3 separate regions of the Homo sapiens genome follow, and all the other regions are linked to region 2. Evidence: chromatin contacts called from ENCODE Hi-C or POLR2A ChIA-PET data. All regions are on one chromosome and are shown on one strand. Each heading gives the region's core, a stretch centred on a gene start or an enhancer-like site at or near the end of the contact. The rest is flanking DNA. Distances are from core to core; before and after follow the strand shown.

Evidence for each region. A loop is a pair of places that touch in the nucleus more often than their neighbours do. ChIA-PET counts read pairs that join two places held with the same protein, here RNA polymerase II (POLR2A). Pooled maps may share reads with other maps.
Region 1: a loop to region 2 is called in a pooled map, with 6 times the contacts of the local background. The contact joins two enhancer-like sites. A Hi-C loop is called at or near these places in 1 of 168 maps with a recorded cell type or tissue (Right ventricle myocardium superior), 5 of 37 single-sample maps with no recorded cell type and 12 of 50 pooled maps. POLR2A ChIA-PET finds 5 or more read pairs at or near these places in 3 of 52 experiments (activated CD4-positive, alpha-beta T cell, activated T-cell and naive thymus-derived CD4-positive, alpha-beta T cell).
Region 3: a loop to region 2 is called in a map with no recorded cell type, with 8 times the contacts of the local background. The contact joins two enhancer-like sites. A Hi-C loop is called at or near these places in 1 of 37 single-sample maps with no recorded cell type and 12 of 50 pooled maps. POLR2A ChIA-PET finds 5 or more read pairs at or near these places in 6 of 52 experiments (GM12878, HEK293, activated CD4-positive, alpha-beta T cell and 3 more).

Annotation. Positions count from the first base shown.
Region 1 is chr1:41,621,486-41,625,203 of GRCh38, reverse strand. The region is part of intron 3 of HIVEP3 (HIVEP zinc finger 3); the gene reads left to right. All of the region lies in intron 1 of LOC128125817, which reads left to right. Among named protein-coding and RNA genes, the nearest start is that of EDN2, 140 kb to the right of the region's middle. RefSeq lists enhancers at 1,659-1,828, 1,989-2,078. Within about 2 kb of position 1,768, at least 3 of the 41 ENCODE cell types and tissues checked have a DNase peak (open chromatin) inside an H3K27ac peak, as active enhancers do.
Region 2 is chr1:41,801,160-41,804,811 of GRCh38, reverse strand. All of the region lies in intron 1 of HIVEP3 (HIVEP zinc finger 3), which reads left to right. Among named protein-coding and RNA genes, the nearest start is that of HIVEP3, 120 kb to the left of the region's middle. RefSeq lists an enhancer at 267-326. Within about 2 kb of position 1,816, at least 18 of the 41 ENCODE cell types and tissues checked have a DNase peak (open chromatin) inside an H3K27ac peak, as active enhancers do.
Region 3 is chr1:41,638,792-41,642,801 of GRCh38, reverse strand. The region is part of intron 2 of HIVEP3 (HIVEP zinc finger 3); the gene reads left to right. Among named protein-coding and RNA genes, the nearest start is that of EDN2, 160 kb to the right of the region's middle. Within about 2 kb of position 1,333, at least 2 of the 41 ENCODE cell types and tissues checked have a DNase peak (open chromatin) inside an H3K27ac peak, as active enhancers do.

The DNA of each region.
Region 1 (3,718 bases), core at 519-3,018, 180 kb after region 2:
TTAAGGAATTCTTTTTTTTTTTTTTTTTTTTTTTTTTTTTTGAGTTGGAATCTCGCTCTGTCAGCCAGGCTGGAGTGCAATGGCATGATCTTGGCTCACTGCAATCTCTGCCTCCCAGGTTCAAGCTATTTTCCTGCCTCAGCCTCCCAAATAGCTGGGCTTACAGGCGCATGCCACCACACCAGCTAATTTTTGTATTTTTATTAGAGATGGGGTTTCACCATGTCAGCCAGGCTGGTCTCAAACTCCTGACCTTGTGATCCATCCACCTCGGCCTCCCAAAGTGCTGGGATTACAGGCGTGAGCCACCGCGCCTGGCCAAGGAATTCTAAATCAACATCCATAACATGATGTGAATGGTGACAGATTGTTAACAGCTTGCCTTAAAGCCACAGAATGGTCTTCAGTTCAACATTATCTGGGCATTTGGGGAGGAGTAGAAGGGAATTCTGGTTTGCATCAGTGACAATATCCAACAACTGCTTGAATTCCTTCCTATTACACACATAAGTCAGACAGGAAGCCCCACAATCATTTATGATATTTTCATGATAATCCACATAATACATTGTCTTGTCATTGAAAGCTTCAGAGTGTACTTGCTTGTATGGTTTTGTGTACGCATATAGAGTCCTGAATTTAAAAAATGACAACACAAAGATACCCAGTGAAGAGCTCCACTCTTCCTAACTGAAGATACATTTCAACGGTGAAGGTCAAGATCTACCCAGACCTTCATCTGAGGTCTGCACAAACCAAATTAAACCGGCAGCACTTGTTGGCTATATTCAGTGTGTTCCCATGTGCTATAGAGCATGTTTGAATGTGTGTACGTGCTCGTTTTCTGTTAGAATAGGAGTCAAACTGTACTTTTAGAATAACATGCTCGTGGAACATTTGGAGAGCCTCTGAAACACTTTCATGGAACACAATTTGGAGACTACCCCTTCAGCAAATATTGGTGGTTCTCATTTTTGTACTGGAGGATAATGGAGGGGCCACGGATGCTGAGAGTTGGAGGCAGAGGAGGAAGGAGGAGAGATGGGGAGGGGAGAAGTTGAGGTGATGCTGTGGAGAGTGCAGTCAGTAGTGGAAATAGTACTCTTCGCAACCCAGGGAGGCCATGTGAGCTTCTGCTGAGGCTTGGGAAGTCTCCTAGCAGTTGTTGATGAGCAAACTCAGCTCCTGGGGCTGCTTTAATGACCTCTGGCCCGCGCCTTTGAAGAAAAGGTGCAGAAGAGCGTGGAGCAAGGTAAACATGTGTGCAGAGAAGTGGGGGTGGGGAGCATACACGTCACTCTGATCGGCATGCAGAGAGCCTCTGTGGCCATTCAACAGGTCAAGGTGTGAGGCAGTGGGGAGGAAAAAGGATACCCGAGGGGCCAGGAGAATCAGCTTGCCAAACCAGGGCTGGCACAGGAGGAGGAGGGCCTGGAGCATGGGCCGTGTTTGTGAGAGACCGGCGTGGGGTTGGATGTCAGGTTCCCTGGATGGTGGTGGCTGGGATTGCACATTGGCCTTAGGCATTTGAGGCAAAGCCCACAGACCCAGGAATGAAACCCAGGAGTCCTGACTCCCAGGCCACCTGCCCTTCACTCAGTGGGTGCAAGGAAGAGAGCCAGGCCTGGTGGTTTTTGGAGGCCATGGGCTAGAGAAGCCTCAAGGGGATAGAAAAACCCCTGTGCTTTCTGAGGTTGTGCTGCTCACCCCATAGAAAAGGGACATTTTTAGGTTTTAAAAGGATGACCTCATTTTTTTCTTATTTACATAGCCCTGTTTGTTTATATAGCCCTTTAAAAATAGCAAGTGTGTGCTAAGCTTAGTGCTCTCTCTCCCACCACCAGTGGCAGAGCCACTGTGTGGGGAGAAACACCTTTTTATCTTGGAGAGGGGCAGCCTTGTTTCTGAGGACAGATGGGAGCAAAACGGGACAGGTAGGAAGTTTCGTGGTTTCTCGTGTCGCTTCTCCAAAATAGCCACACTGCTGCCTCCCACTTCCTGCCTGACTCGGCTGGGGTAGATTTTCTCCTTTAGAGGATTTGTGTTCTGTGTATTCCCAGGGAGGCTCGAAGGGATCTGTTGCCAAAAACATGCTTGACACTGAAGCCCTGGAGCTTGGCACTGAGGGCCCCAGCTCAGGTTTGGACCACTGGGTTTGCATCCGGGCTCTGTCTCATACTGGCTGCGTGACCTTGGGCAAATGACTTCACTTCTCTGTGCCTCATCAGTAGGATGGAGATAACAACTCTAGCTATATCCAGCAGTTACTCTGCAGATTAAATGAATATGTGTAAAGGGCACAGCCCAGTGTGGGCACATAGCAACTCTTAATGAATCTCTTAATAAAAAACAGCAATGTTGTTGTTGATCTCCATCCCCTACCTGGAAAACTGTACCAGCCTCCCAGCCACCTTCCCTTTCCCCTGGCTTGCCTGCTCCAGCACATCCCAGCATGATCCGAGAGTGATAGAAACGTGAAACACAAATCTGACCCTGCTATCTGCTGCTTAAAATCCACCCATAGCTTCCAGCGTCTATGGCAGGAATGAGCATTCTTTTGCTCTGAATGGCCAGATAGTATTTGAAGCTTTGCCGGGCATATAGTCTCTCTTGACTTTGTCATTGCAGCCTGGAAGCAACCACAGATAATATGTAAAAAATGGGCGTGGTTGTGTTCCAGTAAAATTTTATGTACGAAAACAGGCAGCCGGCTGGATTTGCCAACCCTTGACCTACAGGATGAATCCAGACCCTTAGCTCAGCATTCCCAGTTCAGCCTGTTCCCGTTATCTCCATCCTTCTTCCTCCCCCACCCCTGCTCTTGTGCAGAACATGTCACACTTTAATCCTTTGCGTGTGCTGCTCCCTCTTTCTGAGTTTTCCTTCCCTGCCCCCTGAGTGCCCCTTCCCCATGGCATTAGGACCTTTACTCTGGGATTCTGTGGTACCCTGTCTTTATTTCTACCCTGGTCATATATGCAAGTTCCATCTGTCTCTCCATGAGAGGGGCTCCCCTCTAGGCAGGGATTCGGCCTTCCTCTTCTGTACACCCAGCAGGGTGCTGCTGTATAGGTTTCTGCAGGTGCTCAGTAAGCATTTGTTATTGAACCCAAGGATCTGCAAGATGGATGGTTGGCCTCAGGGAGCTCACAGTCAGCTTAGAAAGCTAGGATATGAGCCAGTCAAAAGCCAGCCAGCAATCCAGGCAGGAAATGATGATGGTCTGTGTGTTTGGCCCTAACTGATGTCAAGTGGAGATTCTGAGCTTGATAGAGGAAGGTGAAGGCATTTGAGTTGGATGTTGCAGGGTGGGAAAGAGACTTGCAGAGATAGGGAGGTCAGGAAGTCTTTCCAAGTTGGGGAAGTCATAAGAGAAGAGCAGGGCTGACCAGGCCTGGGGGCTTAGGCCTGTAATCCCAGCTACTTGGGAGGCTGAGGCAGGAGGATCACCTGAGCCGGAGAGTTTGAGACTAGAATGGGCAAGGTAGTGAGACCTCATCTCAAAAACTAGAAAAATAAAAAATTTAGCCAGATGTGGTGGTCATACTCCTGTAGTCCTAAATATTGAGACTGAAGCGGGTGGATGGCTTGAGCCCAGGAGACGGAGGCTGCAGTGAGCTGTGATTATACCACTGCACTGCAGCCTGAGGGACACAGCAAGACCCTGTCTCGAAAAACAAAACAAAACAAAAGAAGAAGAAGAGCAGGCTCATTGCTG
Region 2 (3,652 bases), core at 567-3,066:
GTGAGTAACTCCTCTAATCCACTTGCTCTGACCAGCCTATTGGAGGGTCAGCATGAGTCTGCCACAATTAAATACATGTAGATTTTTCTAGATAGTCGTAGAGGATAAATTGTTATGAATCAAGCCATATTTTAAATGGTTCCAGTGATGCAGATGACTTTGACATCTGCAGTGAATGATTTGATAATCTAAGGAAATCTAAATCCCTTCCCTCTCTCTCCTTTTCTCTCTTTCACATAAAAACTCTTTTTCATGTCTTGGGTGACCTTAGGGAGATAAGCCTTCTGTATCAGTTCTGCCACTCAATAGTACATGACCTTGAATGAGCACCTGGTGGTGGCTAGCTCCAGTTGCTTCAGCTGTAAAATGGGCACAGCCAGCCTTATCTGGCAGGTTTGTCTTGAGGATTAAACAAGCCCGTGTGCCTGCAGCACTGGGCAGATTTTGGCAGAGGGCGGGCTTTTAGCTTTCACACAGGAACCTTCTGTCGGTTGGTGGGGAGAGCCATGAAAACAGTAAAATACAGAACTGTGGGTGAGTGTGAATCCAGGCAGGTACAGGCAGGGGCTGTGGGACCACTGGGGAGGGAAGCCCACCTTTGTGGAGTCGTTAGGCAGAAATCGGAGGTGGGGACATTCGAAGTGGGTTTTACAGAGTAAGTAGGAGCTGTTTGCTCAGTTATTTATGTATACCTCACTTTATTCCAAATAAAGATTTGAGATCATATACATTCTACATTAAGGTAAAATAAATTTAATAAAGAAATAATATGCAAGGGAAAATAAGAGGAGAAACTAAAATAAAGCCATGGACAGGTTAGGACATAAACCTGCTAGAGGTGATGAACAGGTTTGGCACTGTGCTTCCTAACAATGAAGACAAAAAGGGAACATAATCGATAGGCGGTTCTTAGTCATCATGTCCAGAGGATTAAAAATGCACCCAGTGCCCAGGATGTGCACAGCTTTCCCTGGGGCTAAGACCTAAGATACATTTTCCCCGTGATCCCTCAACAAGGGGAGTTTGTGTGACATAGTCCTTAGCAACATTGCTGTTCTAACCATGTCATTCCAGTATGATTGCTTCTGAGGAGAGTGTACCAGGCAAGGAACACTGTTCTTGGCAGAGGGGACAGCATGAGTCCAGCTTCACGTGGAGGGAATGTCTGCAGGCCTATTGTCAGTGTGGCTCTTGGACCATGTGGCCCAGTGGGGCCTCTGGGTACCTATGGAAGCAGTTTTGGGGTGAGTGGCATGGCACCAGGTGAGGGGCCACAGGAAAAGCAATGCTGGGGTGTGGAAGACTCACTTTGCAGACATGTCAGGGCCAATCCTGTTAGGACATGACAGGAATCAAGGCTTCTGTGGCCCTTGCAGTTGGGGTCATTAGTAGCTGGATCAGAGACTGAGAAGGTGGGGCCTTGGCAGTGCAGGAAGCATGATTGGCTGGGCTGCCTGCTGGTCTTGGGCCCCAGAGGCTGGTCACCTTTATAAAGACATTGCAAGACTTTTTCGCCTGTGAAATTTAAAGCAACAATAACAACACATACTCCGCAGCCTGTCAGGAAGCCATGTGAGAAAGCTGAGCTGCCCCACTGTCAGAGCCTCATATTTTGGGGTTTTTGTCTGTTCTATTTTTGAGGCTGGTAAACTGGTTTCCTGTTTGTTGCAAAATGGGTGGTTGTTGCTGTCTGTGCCTGCCTTGGCTTTGGCCAGGCCTGGAGGGAGGTGGCCTCACCAGCCTAGGCCCATCCTTCTGCCTTGGGCCAGTTCCCTTCTGTACAAATGCCAAAGAGGAACCCAGCATTGCCAGGGGCAGGGAGTGGGGGCACCCTGCCAGCTGCTTCCTAGGGTTTCTGAGCGTGTTTGAAGTCATCATACTCACTTTGGCAATGCCTCTCTCTGGGAGGACTAGCTTCATGTCACTAAAAGTGGACACATTTTATACTCAGAGGTCAAATTAGCAACTCAGTAAGAGCAGGGGGATGGGACTGGGAAGAAAGAACCATCTGTCATTGTAAGGACAGAAGGGAGGAAGAGAGAAAAACCCATGTTAATTGATACTTGCTATGTGACTGTCATTTTCACAACTTGTATCTCATTTAATTGTTACATGTCATTCCCATTTTACAGGTAAGAAGCCTGAGGCTCAGAAACAGTAAGTCGACTAGAATCATTTGCTCAGGATGTTGGCACTTTGGCAATGCCTTGGAGAGCAAGTTCAGCATTCCTCTCCTATTCCCACCCTCCATCACCTTTTTATTGAAGATGAAAGCCAAAAAAAGAAAAAAGCTTGGGGCCAGGTGCAATGGTTCATGCCAGTAATCCCAGCATTTTAGGAGGCTGAGGTAGGAGGACTGCTTGAGCCCAGGAGTTTGAGACTAGCCTGGGCAATATCAGGAGACCCCCATCTCTATGAAAAATAAAAAGTTAGCCAGGTGTGGTGACACATGCCTGTGGCCCCAACTACTCGGGAGGCTGAGTCGGGAGGATCTCTTGAGCCCAGGAAGTTGAGACTGCAGTGAGCTGAGATGGCGCCACTGCACACCAGCCTGAGCAACAGAGCAAGACTCTGTCTCCAAAAACAAAAACAAAAAGCTTGGAAAAACTCCCAAAGCTAGGTAGTAGCTGAGTCTGAAAGTTACTTAACTAGTGGTTTCTAGTCTACTGCTTTTCCAAACTGCCTTAGATGCTTTCTAAACTGGCAGGGACATGATACCAGTCCAGCATTGAGCAGAGTTTGAACTTGTGGCTAGGCAAGCCAGGCCCAGCCGCCATGGCATTTACATTTGGACACCTTGCTTCTCTCCCAGAGCAGCTGGATAGTGGTGTCCCAGTAGGACCTGTGGGCCAAGGGTATGCCTCTCCCCTGCCCCCCACTCCTTGACATACCAGCTTCAGATCCTGCAATTCCCTCATTGTCTTTTGGGGTCAAAGCAACGAAGGCCCTTCTAAAAGCATGGGTCTGTTTCATTGGCTGATTATTTCCTCTCATCAGTGGTTTTTGGTGGATTCAACCTGCTCCTGGACCCCTAGGGGCATTTTTTTTTTATCTTATTTTATTTTTTTCAGATGGAGTCTCACTCTGTGCCCCAGGCCGGAGTGCAGTGGCGAGATCTCGGCTCACTGCAAGCTCCGCCTCCCGGGTTCACACATTCTCCTGCCTCAGCCTCCCGAGTAGCTGGGACTACAGGCGCATGCTGCCATGCCCAGCTGATTCCCTAGGGGCATTATTATAAGGAGAACTGATATCTATTTTCACATGTGTATTTTCTCAATCAACAGATGCTAAAAGTATCAGTAATTTCTTGTAAGAGTCTTAAAATTACCAAGGCTGGAACTACTACCTGGGGGGCATTCTCAGGTCTTAGTAGCTCTTCTCAAATGATTAGTATTCCCAATTAACTCAACCTAGGGCTGGGTGCAGGAGGGAGTAGAGAGATAAGAAAACCCATCAGCCTAGGTGGCATGGCCTTGAGGAACCTTGGAAAGGGAAGAAGGGAGACCAGATTGAAGGGAGGAATTACCTGGGGCAAGGGAGGGGGATGTTGCTCTTATGCTATCCCTTTGCTACTCCCTCAACCTTAATAATATCTTCACTTAATCTCTTCCTGCAGGGACCTCTCTTCCTTCCAGGCTCAGCACAGAGGGTC
Region 3 (4,010 bases), core at 84-2,583, 160 kb after region 2:
GACACTGATGGGCTGCAGATTGATCTTCACCAACACACACCCAAATAGCTTTCCCTGTCGACGGGGTTAGTAAATTGAGAGAATTCAGTATTTATTCACTCACAGTCACCAATTATGTTCAAGGCTCTGTGAGTGACACGGATGCATCACACACATCCCAGTCCTGTCCTCAGAGATCAGATGGTTTGTCTGTGATGCCCACACACATTTGTATGTATTATATTGCACCCATACAAGGTAGAGAAGGTAAACACCACGACAAAGAGATCAAATCCTTAAATGAAAGATCATTCCTGGCCAGAGAGAGAGTAGAGTCATGGAGGGCTTTGTGGAGGAGGAGGCCTATGAGGTGGGCTCACCCAGGCTGGTGTGGGTTGGATTTAGCCACGTTAAAATGGAGAGAAATATTCCAGACAGAGACAACTGCAAAGAGGCATGAATGTGGAGCATGGCAGTTGGCAAGAGCGGGGCTTTGCAGGGGAGTGTTGATGCCGAGGCAGCCTGGCATATTTGTAAAGTGCAGACATTACTCTCTAAGGAGAACCACTGAAGGATTTGGGATTTGGGGCGAGGAGTGACTTGGTGAGAGCTGGCTATCAGGACAGTCTGTCTGGGTCTATGGATCGGTGGGCTGGGCAGGACAGTGCAGACGCTGTTGCTGTTGGTTCACACAAGAGAGGATGGGCAGTAGGGTCTGAGCCAGGGTGGGGGCAGGAAATCCTTGTCCATTCATTAACATGGATTGAGGCTTTGGGCCAGGCCCTGTTCTAAGCACTTTATGTGCACTACCTGATTGAGTCCTTCTCAAAGTCCAGCCAGGTAGGCGCCACTGTCATTCCCACTTTACAAATGATAGTTCACGGAGGCCCGGAGATGTCATGTCAATAACTCAGAGCATAGCTAGGAGGTGGAGGAGGCGGGATGCAAACCTAGTAGCCTGTGCTCTTAAATTCTCTTAAATCTCACCCTAAAAATGGCATCCCAAAGGGACTGAGCACACTAAGAGTGGACCTGCCAGGGTTGGGGGTGGCTCTGAGGGTTGACCCAGAGCTGCAGGTCCTCTTGCCGTAGCAACTGGCTCCTGTCACCCCCTGTAAGCAGTGTTGGGCCCCACAGGGCCTGCTCTGGTTCACCGACTCGAAACCAGAGCCCACATATAGGTGGTGACAATGTAAATAACTGATGCAATGGAAACTTTCTATGGAAAAAGGTACCCACTCAAACAGCCACAAAGTCCAAAAAAAGGAAGAACACCACAGCAGACCAAGTGGGCCCTGTGGCACACAATTTCCTTTGGCACAGCCTTTCTGTCTGGCTGAATCTCTGAACTGGTGGAGGTGGGGATGGGGTGGAAGATGGGGTAGCACTGGGCAGGAGTGGGGCAGGTTGAGATCTAGACCAGAAGCCTGGCTGGGTCCCCGGAGGACCCTGGGTCACCAGGCTTCCCCTCTTAGCTAAGGGGGCAGCTGTCGTGTGGGCAGAAAGCAATTCTGCCTCCAAAAACACACACCTGTTATCACAGTCTTCCTAGTAGGCATGAATTACTCCCTGCCCCTGTCCTACTGTGGGCCAGTGGTGGAGGTTCTGTAGTCCCCGGGATCTCCCGAGGCCTCCACCTGCTTTGCTGTGAATAAGTTGCAGCAATCTTGTTATGGGATCTGGTATCTTCTTATTTTAGAAGATGAAATAATCATAAACATAAGTAAAGCTAAAAGATCAGAAGTAACCAGAAGAGGAAGAGGGAGAAGGTGGATTTTTCTGGGAAGCCAACCGTACCATTTTGTTCTTACCCCAGCCCAGGGCGTGCACTCTTGCTCTTGTTTCAGAGGTGAGGAAACAGACTCACAGGTGGTCAAGGACTCGAAGAAGGCCACACAGTGTCTAAGACCAGTAATGTCCAGTTTTATTTAATGCCAGAGCCTTGGGCCCTCCTGCAGTGCAAGGCTGTCCACATCTCTCTGTTTTCAAAGCCTCAGTTTCCTCAGTTGTCAGATGGTGATGATGGAGCCTGACCGTAGCATTAGTATGACTGTGAAAAAATGCAGGGACAGCCTTTGCACGTGGAAGACACTCAACAAATGTTGGGTTCTTCCTCTACCTCTGGCTTCTGTGTCTACAACCCGGGGAGATTTAGAAGCCTTCTTGCGGGGAAGCAGCTCAGGTTTTGGGCTCCCTGGGAGAAAGGGCCAGAACCACTGATTTTCTTATCTATCTTCCCTGCTAGATCCATCACAGCCTGAGACATGGACAAGGTCTTCTTCACCTTTGCACCCTGGGGTCTAGCCCAGTGATGGAGAGTGTCTTGTCCAAGGTCACTTAGCTGGGTGCAGCTGGACCTCAAATGTGGGGCTGCCTCATGGGATTTCTATTGCACCCAGAGAGGGAACACGGTGTCTTCTCTGCTCCCCTGTGTAGAGTGCCTAGTTCCAGGGGGCTTTCTGTGACAGAGGGCTGCGAGGTGTGGCCTGATATAGCAGGAAGCGACCTCACTGCTCCTCCCACACCTACCTTCCCCCGCCCCCCAACCCCCGCCCCAGCAGCTCTCAGAACCTTCATCTCCAAGTGCAGCTCCTCCAGTCTCGTCTGTTCCTCCTCCCGCCACTCCGGTATTCTCCTCGACTCCTGGGCTGGGTGCTCCCCATATACACCAGCAACACCTCCCTTCCTTGTCCCTGCAGTGCCTGAAAACCATGAACTTTTCTTCTGCCAAATCCCAGTGTAGAGTTTATGAGACAGTATATTCCTACCTGCCACTAAATGGAATATGTTATCTTGTACTTGAAGTTCTTCTTTTTTGCTCCTTCATACAATGGAAAGTATCACCATTCTCTATTTTTAAATGCCCTGTCTTTCCTGGAAAACATTTCTGGGTATCCTCAAAGCAGGTCTTGTCGCTATCAATGACTGGGCTCCATTGCCTGTCTCTCTGCCCACTCTCCTTGTTGGGGACGCCTCACTCATCCGTGAGTCAGCTACCATGTGAGAGAGAAGCCTCTTGTCTGGAGAACACAGCTGGGGACCGGGAAGGTTCCCAAGGCAGCCTCCAGGCTGTCAGCTGCATGTCACAGCATTCTCAGACTAGAGCGCACTCCGCTGAAACAAAGGTGAGCCCCTCAGGAAAGTGAGAGCCGGAAGGCTGACCACAGAGAGGGAGGTGGGTCACAGAGCCAACCCCAAACCCCAAAACAGAAGCCAGAAGGAGGAGAGATTGACAGAGGGAGAGAGACTTGGAAGGTGTCCCACCATAACTGAAGAAGGGCACAGGCATTTATTGAGTGCCTTTTGTATACTGGGTTCATACTCATTTCACATACACTTTGTCGCATCTGATCCACGTGGCAAACCCAGGGAGGGGGTGAGAGTCTTCACTTCTGACTCATGAGGAAAGTGAGCTAGTAATGGATGAAACCAGGGTCTGAACCCATGTCTTTCTGATGATGTTAAGGCCAACTCGCTATGCTATACCATGCTACTTCTGTGGTGCTGGGTAAATGAGGCATGCCAGTAATTCTCTCTCTTCCCCTCCCATCCACCCCTTTGCCAGTATCCCAGCATGAACCACCAGGATTATTCCATATGATTCTGCCATGTGTGACCCATGTCTTAGATTTTCATGTTTTCTTATTGATCACAGACCACAATAACAAATAAAACTGAAAATAGAAAGATTCATCCCACAATTCCCTGCCCCACACAGATCAAATTTGACTTTCCATGTGCCGGCCCCTTCTGCAGACGTTCCGTTCAGAGTGGAGGGAAGGGCCACGTGTCAGGAGGGTGTCAGGAGGGTGGCAGGGGCCTCAGGGCCAGCCTTCTTCTCCACTTTCTTTAGGATCAGTGTGTGAGGCCCAGTGCCAGAGTCCAAAGCCCCCCTGCCTCCCTGCCAGCCCTTGGAAAACAGCTGTTATGACCCAGTGAGGCTGGCCCCTGCCAGGCATCCAGGATTTTTCTTTAACCCTTTGTCAGCTGCAGTGATGCCAACCCCCAGTGCCCAGACCGGATGCGGCCCC